Regions from separate parts of the Homo sapiens genome. Here region 2 is linked to region 1. A link is a contact called in ENCODE Hi-C or POLR2A ChIA-PET data. All regions are on one chromosome and are shown on one strand. The core of a region is the stretch at or near the end of the contact, and the rest is flanking DNA. Distances in the headings are between cores, read along the strand shown. Region 1 overlaps SRGAP1 (SLIT-ROBO Rho GTPase activating protein 1). Region 2 overlaps SRGAP1 (SLIT-ROBO Rho GTPase activating protein 1).

Region 1 (5,060 bases), core at 486-2,985:
CAAAAATACGGAAGCGAAAAGTAGTGGGTGCTACAGTGCCTTATGCAAACTCTTAGAAAAGATGAAAAGGGAAGTTTTTCTATACAAAATAACTGTCATGTGAAATTACTTTAATGGGGAAAATCAAACCCAATTACAGCAATGCTACAAGATGACAGGGGTAAAAACAATCTATCACTCAGATCTCTCTTTCCTCTAAAATTTCAAAATCTTTGTTTCTATCATATATTAACTTAGCCTGCATTTATTTGTAAATATCTTACCTTTCCTACTACATTTTAAGCCTCTTAAATGCAAGAATCAAGTCTCTGAATCCCTAGACAGTTTTATACATTGTAGACTATTAATCAACTTGGTTCAAATCGTCAAAAGTCTGCAATATTGATAAGGGGATACAATGATAAAAGATGTATTATGCTACTCAAAGGATTTATTGAAAATCCAGGAAAAATGCAGGAAAATCCAGGAAAAATGCATTATGGTCACATTGGTAAGAAAAAAATGCTTGCTTAGAGATAATAACATCCAAGAATCCTCTCTTTCTTAAGAGGTTACATGTTGGAGGAAAAGGGGTTGTTCTATAAAGAGGTTGTTAGTGTCAATATGTATGTTTTTGAAACACCTGCCATTCTGTAAAACTTTGCACTAAAAGTAACAAGACTTATGGGGAAAAATAGGATTGGGGCAGACTACTCAACATTTATGAAACTTTGTAACTACTGCACTAATGAAAACATTAACAATCCTATTAAAATCCAAGGATTATGAATCCATTGATTTTGATTAATCCATTGTTTTAATACAGGAGGGAATGTCATTGTAGCTTCTTCACTTGCACTTGAGCACTGTAGGTACCCTTACATGAGATATCTCCATAGATTTTTTCCTTGTAGTTTACATATTTGCTAAATATGACTCTAATTGTGAGAAAGCTTGACATTGATTGCTACAAGGTATTTAATGTGCTGGGAAAAATCATGCTGGAAACAATGTAACTTGAGGATAACACAAATATTTCTAAATTCACGTGAGTTAATTATGCCAAAGAAACACATACTTAGCAGAACAGACAGATTGATAAGTGGCCAACCCAGGTATTGGCATATGTGACCACAGTTTATAGTCAGAGTAATTGTAATAGTAGTAATGATGACAGCTTGCAACACTTACTGAGGGTTACTATGTGCCAGGCATGATGTGAAACCCTTTACATGGACTGTCTCATTTATTCTTCACATAGACTCTATGAAGTAGGTGAAGAAACAGCTATTTAATAAGATTAAGTATTAATCTTTGCCCAAGTTTATACAAAGTTGGAAAGTGGTAAAGCTAGGATTTGAACCTAGATCTTTCTGACTCTATGGCCTCAGTTATTAAAAACCACTATGAAATGATATTTTTCATCCAATAAAAGTGTGAAATGATTCTATAATGGTAACTGACAATGTGGCCCAACACTCTTTATCCAATTGGTACATGTACATGTTACAGCTGACATGATGTATGGACCTAGAAAACCACTAAGCATTGTACAGCACTTGTTATTTTTCCAGACTTAAGCTTTTTGGCTAGGATGTGAGGGAAATCTTTGGACATGGCCAAAGGAGAATTCCAGAAGTGAAACACCTCCTTTTCATTTCTTTCCAGCTGGGTCAGAGGTTCATTGTGATGACTCAGGCTACGCAAGGGCCGTGGAATGGACGTGCAGCTGTACTTCTAAATTCCAATGGGACATCAGACTGGGGAGGATTATGACCGGGAAATTCATACCCAACTGGAGCCAAGACTCTAGGCACTGATGCCAGACAAAGAACTCGTGGTGGAATCTTGACTTTTCAATTCATTTCATCTATAAATTCTATTTAACTTAACATGCTCCAGGAATTAACTAATTCCTAACCTTCGGGAGTGGACAAATGTTAGGGCTGCAAAACTACTCCACAAGCCTGTGGAGCTAACTGTGGGCACTCCATTGAGCATATTCTGTGCCAGGCACTCTTCTTGGCATTTTACACATATTAACTCACTAAATTCTCACAACCCTATGATGTAAGGATTAATGTTCCCCCTATTTTATAGGTGAGGAAACTGAGATGCAGAGAGCTTAAGAAACCTGACTAAGGTCACACAGCTGATGAGTATGTGACAGAGCTAGGATCTGAAGTAGGCTCTTTGAATCCAGAGCCTCTATTCTTAACCTACTGCCTAAACTCATTTTCTAGTAGTAGGAGACAGAGGGGTTAAAAAAATTATAATGCGGGGAGATCAGAAAAATTCTGGACATACGTACCCAATAGAATAATGGGAGAGGAGAAAGTGATTAATCCTGGTTGGAGTGGTGGGGAGGACAGAGTTGTGGGAGGAATGCCAATTTGGCAAAGCCTTCACAGCAGATGTTGAATGGTTATCATGGACAGCTGAGGAAACAGCATAGGCAAGTGGATGGAGGTGGGAAATGGCCCAGCATATGTACAGTCTGCTACTGCTGAAATATACAGTAAATATGGTAGGGTAGCAGGAGAGGGCTGTGCAGCAGTAGCAGAGATCAGAGAGAGGAATAATTCAATTATATGAATTGGCCATGCCATGGAGTTAGCTTTTTTATTTTTTTATTTTTTTTTGAGACAGAGTCTTGCTCTGTCACCGAGGCTGGAGTGCAGTGGCACGATCTTGGCTCACTGCAATCTCTGCCTGCCAGACTCAAGTGATCCTCCTGCTTCAGCCTCCCAAGAAGCTGGGAATCCAGGTGCATGCCACCATGCCTGGCTAATTTTTTATTTTTAGTAGAGATGGGGTTTTGCCATGTTGCCCAGGCTGGTCTCAAACTAATGGAGACCAAGCAATAAGCCCACCTTGGGGAGTTTGCTTTTATATTGAAATAGGTTTTAAAAAGGGGAGAAAGCAAGCAACCCAGTTTTTTTTTTTTTTTTAACTCTAGCTGCAGTGTGAGAATGCAGGGCCAGGGGGTAGGGGTTGGGAAAAGAAGGCAAAATCTAGAAGTAGAGTCCATTTAAGACACTCTAACTATCCCCAGTGAGAAACCAAGGTGATGGGGATGGGGAAGGAGGGATGAGTAGTGAGATGTTTTTTTTGAGGGCAGATCAATAGGACTTGTTGATTCAGATGGGGGGTGGAGGGACTGTACGGAGATTTCTTTATTAAGAGTAAAAAGTTGATTCTTATGAAGCCTAAGTGATTGAAGTCAGCTCTAGACTCTTGCTGGGAACTCGGACTTAAAAGGGACACTGTATTTTTAGATGCATGGATCTTGATTGTGGCTAATAATTAATTCATGGTATCATTATTTTCACCTTCCTTTGTATAGTGTCAAAAAGCCCCCACTGAAGTAAACAGCAATGCTTTACTTTGCCAATGATTATCGGTTTCATAATATGTCATACACAATCCCAGAGCAACTCTGCCTATTAGCTTGGGTTGCCCACTGACAGATAATTACCACCTGGTGTTCCTGCACTGTAATAAGGATCTTTGATTTCATTTTATCCATTTCTTGAAATAACATTGAAAGATGGATAAATTACCCCACTCCTAAAATTGGTTGAGAAAAACCAAGAATCAAAAGCCAAGAAAAGGTCACATTTCCCAGCTTACAACTTCCTCCTTTCCCTTAGGCAGCTGGCACCTGGCTTTCTGCTCAATTCCAGCCATGAGTGGGAAGCTCCTGGCTTTCTGGAGCCAGAGGATGTTCAGGAGGAAAGCCCACTCAGCCGAGGGTGAGGCCACAGCTGGGAGGATGACTCGCACTGGATCCAGAAAGAAAACAAATGGTCCCAGAAATATGGTGGTAATGGGGTAATGGGGGTGGGGGTGTATGGAGGGGGGCCACTGCCTTTTCCAGGAAGTTAGCTAGTGAAATAATTCTTGTGGGAAAAGATGAAAAAAATGTCCACTTACTGATACAAGAAATCAGATCGTTAAATCTTTCCTTAGGAAAGAGGGGGTTTTCCAGCCCACGGAAATAGAGCTTCAGAACGCCAGCAACTGAGTTAATATCATGGTTACTCTGGTCATCAGCCAAAGGATTTTCACCTAAAAAAAAAAAAAAAACTCATTACATTAACAGTGCTTCTTTTTCTCTGAACAAAAATATATTTCTATGAACATACACGTTGCTATATATACATGTATCTTTTAATTATGCTTTATGAAAGATTATATGGTACTAAAATTAAAATAATTGGTTTAGATATCCCACCCCATGATTAACCTAAAAACAGTTGACTAAAATAAAGCTTTTAAAATCTTATGCTACTAAATAATCCCTTACAAGTTACTCAAATCTTAAAATAAAATATTGTGGAATTTATAATTTTACCCAACCCCCACTTTTTTTAAGCTGAAATCTGTAATCTTAGTTTGACATGAATTCAAACACTACATCCTGTGTTTCTTACCCTACTGGGAAAAAGACACACCATAGGTCTGTCTGACTATGCTATATGGGTCAGCAAAATTTATCAGAAATGTCATAGGTGCCACTGAATTGTGAACACCTACAATTAAATAAGTAGGTATTTCCCAAAGTGGCATGGTGGTGTTCACAGCACATCTGAAGGCTGTCTTGAGCAGAGGCAGACTCTAAAATCAGATAGAGGAACTTGAAAATGTACCTTTCATGTTACCAAGGAGTTTGTATAAAAAGTGGGAATTTAAAAAATATATCACAAATATAAAATTATTTTTTTTATGGTAAACAACTTTAAAATATTAGGCAACTAGTCTGGTGAGCGTTTCTTTCTGAGAACTAAATTAAATTATTAGGCAACAAGTCTGGTTATTGTTCCTCTAGAGATAAAATCCTTAAGAAGTTCAACATAAAATACAACCTTAAATCAAATTCTGTTTTTTATTTACAGTTTTATGCTTCTCTTCTAAAGTTCACAAAAAGTGTGCATTGCATTTTAACGTATTTTTTTGCTTCTTAGGGCAATTTATTTTTAGGGATCTGTTGTTCTCTTTTCTCTGTTCCTAGGGCAAGAAATCACTGAACATGAATTTATCAGAATATAATAATTACTATTATTTTTGCCCACTGTGAG
Region 2 (5,386 bases), core at 728-3,227, 61 kb before region 1:
CAGGTTAAAGAAAATAAGAGAGGTACAACAGTTACAAAGCTTTGGAAGCTACAAAAGAGATTGCAAAGAATAATTAATTTAGCATCTGAAGAAAGTTGAATCCCAAACTGGAAACCTGACTTGCATTAAGGAAACTTCTCAAAGTTTCAGAAATTGATCCCACTTGATATTTCTGTGAGGTGAGGCTGAAACAGGGATATTTGTAGCTATAAGAAGCAGTTAAGTCTCAATATATTTTCCAACTCCATGTGGCCAGGCAAATATACTCCTTATTGCTCTACCAGGAGACTTGGAGATTTACTTTCTAGAGCAGTAGTTCCCAACCTTTTTGGCACCAGAGACCGGTTTTGTGGAAGACAATTTTTCCACAGATGATAGTGGGATTTAGGGGGATTAGATTGTCATAAGGAGCGCACAACCTAGATCCCTCAATTGTGCAGTTCACAGTAGGGTTCACCCTCCCATGAGAATCAGCCTTGGCTGATCTGACAGGAGGCAGAACTCAGGCGGTAATGGTCACTTACCCCCTGCTGTGCAGCCCGGTACCTAATGGGGTAGGGGGAGGGTAATGAGCATTATTGAGGTATAATTCATATATCATACAATTTAGTACTTTATTGGATACAATTCAGTGGTTTTTAGTATATTTACAGATGTGTAGTTATCACACAATGAATTTTGGAACATTTTATCAGCCCCAAAAGAACATCCCATACTCCCATTAGCAGTCATTTCTCTCCCCAAACCCTTTTCCCAGCCCTCAGCAACTACAAATCTACTTTGTATTTTTATAGATTTGCCTATTCTGAACATTTCTTATGGATAAAATATACACAATATGTGGTTTATGACTGGCTTATTTCACGTAATAATGTTTTCAGTTTACCCATGTTGTAGCGTGTATCAGTACTCCGTTCTTTCCCATCTTCATTACAGAATAGTATTCCATTGTATCAATATACCACATTTGCTTATTCATTTGTCCCTCTGTTGATGGACATTTGCATTGCTTCTATCATTTGGCTATTATGGATAATACTGCTATGACAATCTGTTTTTTAGTGCCCTTCTTTAGTGCTTGTTTTTAAATTCGAGCAGATAGCCAAGGATCACCAGGAATTTTAGGAAAGCCTGTAACATAAACGAAAGCAAAGCAAACACAGGTCAAAAATTTAAAAAAGCAACTTAGAGGAAATACAGTGTGCAGAGAGAAGAAAACTTAGAAGAACTATCACTAATAATCTCAAAATAAAAAAATATATAGGACCTGTCAAATAAGGACAGGATTCTATAAAAAAATGAACAGCCAGCTCACAAAAAGAGCTTTTGGAAATTAAAAGCATGAGAGCAGAAATAAAGTACTTAACAGAAGAGTTAGCAGATAAAGTTGAGGATATTTCCCTGAAAATAGAGCAAAAAGTCAAATAGATGAAAAACTGGAGGAAAATTAGTAAAATTATAGGATCAGTTCATGAGGTCCAACCTCCAAATATTAGGAATTATAAGAAAACAGATGGAATGGAGGAGATAAAATAATCAAATAAATCTTCCTTGATAGATCCAAGAAGGTTTATAAACTATAGCATGTTTTTAATGCATTGAGTTTGAAAGCATTTCTGTGGAAGATTTTGAGAATGAATTAATTTTTATCTACTTATGTACATAGAAAGCTAAGCAAATGAAATAAAAGTAATTATAAGCTCCAGGGAAAAGAAGACTTTCCAGAATCAAAGTGTAAGATGGGCTGAAATGGTCTTCAGTACAATGAATCAAAATAGATCCACATCAGGATATTCTGAAATTTCAGAAACCCTGAGAAAAACATGCAATAGTAAATTATGTATAGGGAAAAAAAAGAACATACAAAGTAACAGAATTAGAATGGCTTTGGAATGTTCGGTAGCAACACTGATGCAACATCTCCAAAATCCTGAGGGGAAATGATTCATAATGCTAGAGAGAATAGAGAAATATGGGCACAATCCTTCTTGTTTGTCGATCTCTCCTTGGCTCTGCCTTTTCATGCTGTTTCTACCTCTTTCTGCCACCTCATTCTTACACTTTCCAGATAATGAGCCACTCTGAGAAAATCTTCCTCACCTACCATACTGATATTGAATGTTTAGCTTGAAGTTATCGGCCCCAGGACCCAGCCACTGGCAAACAGAGTCTGGGCTTCCTTGTGAAGACAAAGGGGTAAGGAAAATAGGAGAGTAGCCATATGCCAGTGGTACTGATTATTCATACATTAATCTTCCGACATATGAGATATATTTGCCTTTTGATTGAGAAATCTATGGTGATGGAAACTAAAGCCAAGTAAATCTAGGGCTGGGTCATTTCCACTTACACTGGGAATTACTAGGAGGACATATTTTTCCTCCTTTCCTTGACCACATTGATTTTAAGTTAACATCCTAAGTAAGATTTTATACTCAGCCAGACTATCACAATTACATGTGAGATAAAGACACTTTCTAGACATGGAATGTCTCAAAATACACTCTCAATCAGGAAGCTGATTAAGGATATACTGTGTTAAATCTAGGTCAGTCATGACTAGCTGAGATGGCTGTATGAGGTTCCAGGAAATAGTGGAACCAACTCAAGAGAAAAGTGGAGTGAGTCCCCAGAGATCTTAGGCTCTCAGCTATGCAGTAGACTTAGAGAACAACTTATCCATACTGAAACAGGTCAAATGCCTCTTTAAGTGATGGATCCAAGATTTATAAACTATAGCATGTTTCAATGCATTGAGTTTGAGAACACTTCTGTAAAAGATTTTTGAGAAGGAATTTTTACCTATTTATGTAAATAGAAAGCTAAGCAAATGAAACAAAGGTAATTATGAACTCCAGGGAAAAGAAAAAAGAAAGGAAAAGTAATTGTATGCATCAGGAAAGGCTACATTATGCTGTGGCATAACTATGCAACCTAATTCTCAATGTCAGTAGCTTGATATAACAGTAGTTTATTTCCTGCTGTTGTAGAGTCCACTCGAGTCCAAACAATTCTCCAGGATGACCATCCTCCATGCAGTGACTTAACAGTCTGTGCTTTTCTAGCATTACAGCTCTGCCATCTTAACGGGAGGCTTCTATGAGTGCCATGGCAGGGGAAGAGACTGCTTGGAAAGCTTGAATCCTCTCTCATACGTTATTGTTATTATTTTTTGAGACAGGATCTCACTCTGTCACCCAGGCTGAAGTGCAGAGGTATGATCTCAGCTCACTGCAGCGTCTACCTCCCAGGCTCAAGCGATCCTTTCACTTCAGCCTCCCAAGTAGCTGGGATCACAGTCACACACCACCACAACCAGCTACTGTTTGTTTGTTTGTTTGTTTGTTGAGATGGAGTTTCACTTTTGTTGCCCAGGTTGGAGTGCAATGGTGCAATCTTGGCTCACTGCAACCTCCGCTTCCTGGGTTAAAGCAAGTCTCCTGCCTCAGCCTCCTGAGTAGCTGGGATTACAGGCATGCGCCACCACGCCTGGCTAATTTTGTATTTTTAGTAGAGATGGGGTTTCACCATGTTGGTCAGGTTGGTCCTGAACTCCTGACCTCAAGTGATCCACCCACCTCGGCCTTCTAAAGTTCTGGGATTACAGGTGTGAACCACCGTGCCTGCCCTACAGCTAGTTTTTTAAAAAACTGTTTTGTAGGGATGGGGTCTTGCTATGTTGCCCAGGCTGGTCTTGAACTCCTAGGCTCAAGCGATCCTCCCACTTAGCCTCCCAAAGTGCTGGGATTACAGGTGCGAGCCAGTGTGCCTAGCACTCTTTTATATTTTAACCCACAAGTGACACAGATCATTTTTGCTCACAACCCACTGGCTAGATTTAGTACATAGATCCACTGAATGATGTGAATGGTGGGGCAGAGAGGGTTCTTATCATTTTTTCCTCAACCTGACCTCTGATTACTGTTTGACATGTTCCAAATGCTCCGTAAGTTGTCAAGGCACATGATATTCATGCATTTTCATTGGGATTTTTCATTTTTATTAGGTTGGTGCAAAAGTAATTGCTTTTTTTTTCTTCTTAAGATGGAGTCTCACCCTGTCACCCAGGCTGGAGTGCAGTGGTGCGATCTTGGCTCACTGCAACGTCCACCTCCCGGGTTCAAGTGATACTTCTGCCTCAGCCTCCCGAGTAGCTGGGACTACAGGTGCACGCCACCATGCCCGGCTAATTTTCGTATCATTAGTAGAGACGGGGTTTCACCATATTGGCCAGGCTGGTCTCAAACTCCTGACCTCATAATCCTAATTATTTACTAGACTTAAATGAAGTTACATTTTTATCAAAGCATAATCCAATCAATACTGATTTTAATTTAATTCTATGTCAACTAAGAGGGTAGACTTTAGCACCCGATGTGTTGGGTTTGAATCCCTGGTTTTTCTAGATGAATCTCCTTCAAAAGCAATTGGGTCTTAAACTTTTCATATACTTGAAATCACAATCCATGAAGTTGCTTTAGTATTTCATCCCTGACAAACCAGAAATGAGAAATTTTTAAGTTTTTGGAATAAAGGACAAATACAAAGCAGGAAATAGTTTTAATTTAGAAACATCTAATCCTAGATAATTTAGTAACATTGATTATAGCACAATTCTTGAGCACTAACTATGCACCAGGCAGTGTTTAATTGCTCTGGGCTCAAGCAATCCTCTTGCCTCAGCCTCCCAAATTGTGGGGATTATAGGCGTGAGCCACTGTGCCCGGCCCTGGGTTCTTTTTCTTGCATTATAGGAAGATGACATTTCCTGGCCTCCCTTGCCATGTGACTTGGACATGTACAGTAGTGATTCATGTCTCCTCCATACCAAGACAGAAAACCTCACATCATTGCAAGTGCTTTCTCTTCCTCTTCATGGTGGCCACGTACTAAGGTGGCAGCAACAAAAAAAATGGAAGGAGCCCAGAACCCTGAGTCACCTGCCCGATCCACACCAAGTTGTGATGTGAAGGAGAAATTCAGCTTGATTGTGTTACTGAGTTTGGGGGGTTGTTTGTTACAGCAGCTAGCATCAGTTATCTCTTGTGAAATCACACAGCTAACAATTGAGCCAGTATCTGACCTAGATCTATTGCCTACAGAGCCCCACATTTAACTACTATTATCTGGCCTCTTTATTGCCCCCACACACTTGAAATATAAATTTTTAAAGACATTTTATTCTTTTTTCTATCCAGAATTTATTGAATCCTGATCATTTTTTCCTTAATGTTGATTTTGTAGACTCATTTCCAGGAAGAACAATGTCAGGCAGAGAGAAGGAATTGAAAGAGTATTTTTAATAAATTTGTACATGTTAATATAATTTACTTATTTGCAATTCTCATAGCTATACGATATTCTATCCCATTTCCAGTGTGGCAGC

The links. A loop is a pair of places that touch in the nucleus more often than their neighbours do. ChIA-PET counts read pairs that join two places held with the same protein, here RNA polymerase II (POLR2A).
Region 2: a map of endothelial cell of umbilical vein shows a loop between it and region 1 (2.4-fold over the local background). The contact joins two enhancer-like sites. A Hi-C loop is called at or near these places in 5 of 168 maps with a recorded cell type or tissue (Caco-2, Right ventricle myocardium inferior, endothelial cell of umbilical vein and 2 more). POLR2A ChIA-PET finds 5 or more read pairs at or near these places in 4 of 52 experiments (MCF 10A, PC-9, Panc1 and 1 more).

What each region holds. Positions count from the first base shown.
Region 1 is chr12:64,096,231-64,101,290 of GRCh38, reverse strand. It overlaps SRGAP1 (SLIT-ROBO Rho GTPase activating protein 1), which reads right to left. Exons shown (of 22, transcript NM_020762.4): 15 at 3,916-4,050. It overlaps LOC105369798 (a long non-coding RNA gene), which reads left to right. Exons shown (of 2, transcript XR_945018.2): 2 at 1,648-1,871. Among named protein-coding and RNA genes, the nearest start is that of KICS2, 120 kb to the left of the region's middle. Within about 2 kb of position 1,735, at least 7 of the 41 ENCODE cell types and tissues checked have a DNase peak (open chromatin) inside an H3K27ac peak, as active enhancers do.
Region 2 is chr12:64,157,427-64,162,812 of GRCh38, reverse strand. It overlaps SRGAP1 (SLIT-ROBO Rho GTPase activating protein 1), which reads right to left. Exons shown (of 22, transcript NM_020762.4): 22 at 596-5,386. Among named protein-coding and RNA genes, the nearest start is that of KICS2, 62 kb to the left of the region's middle. Within about 2 kb of position 1,977, at least 3 of the 41 ENCODE cell types and tissues checked have a DNase peak (open chromatin) inside an H3K27ac peak, as active enhancers do.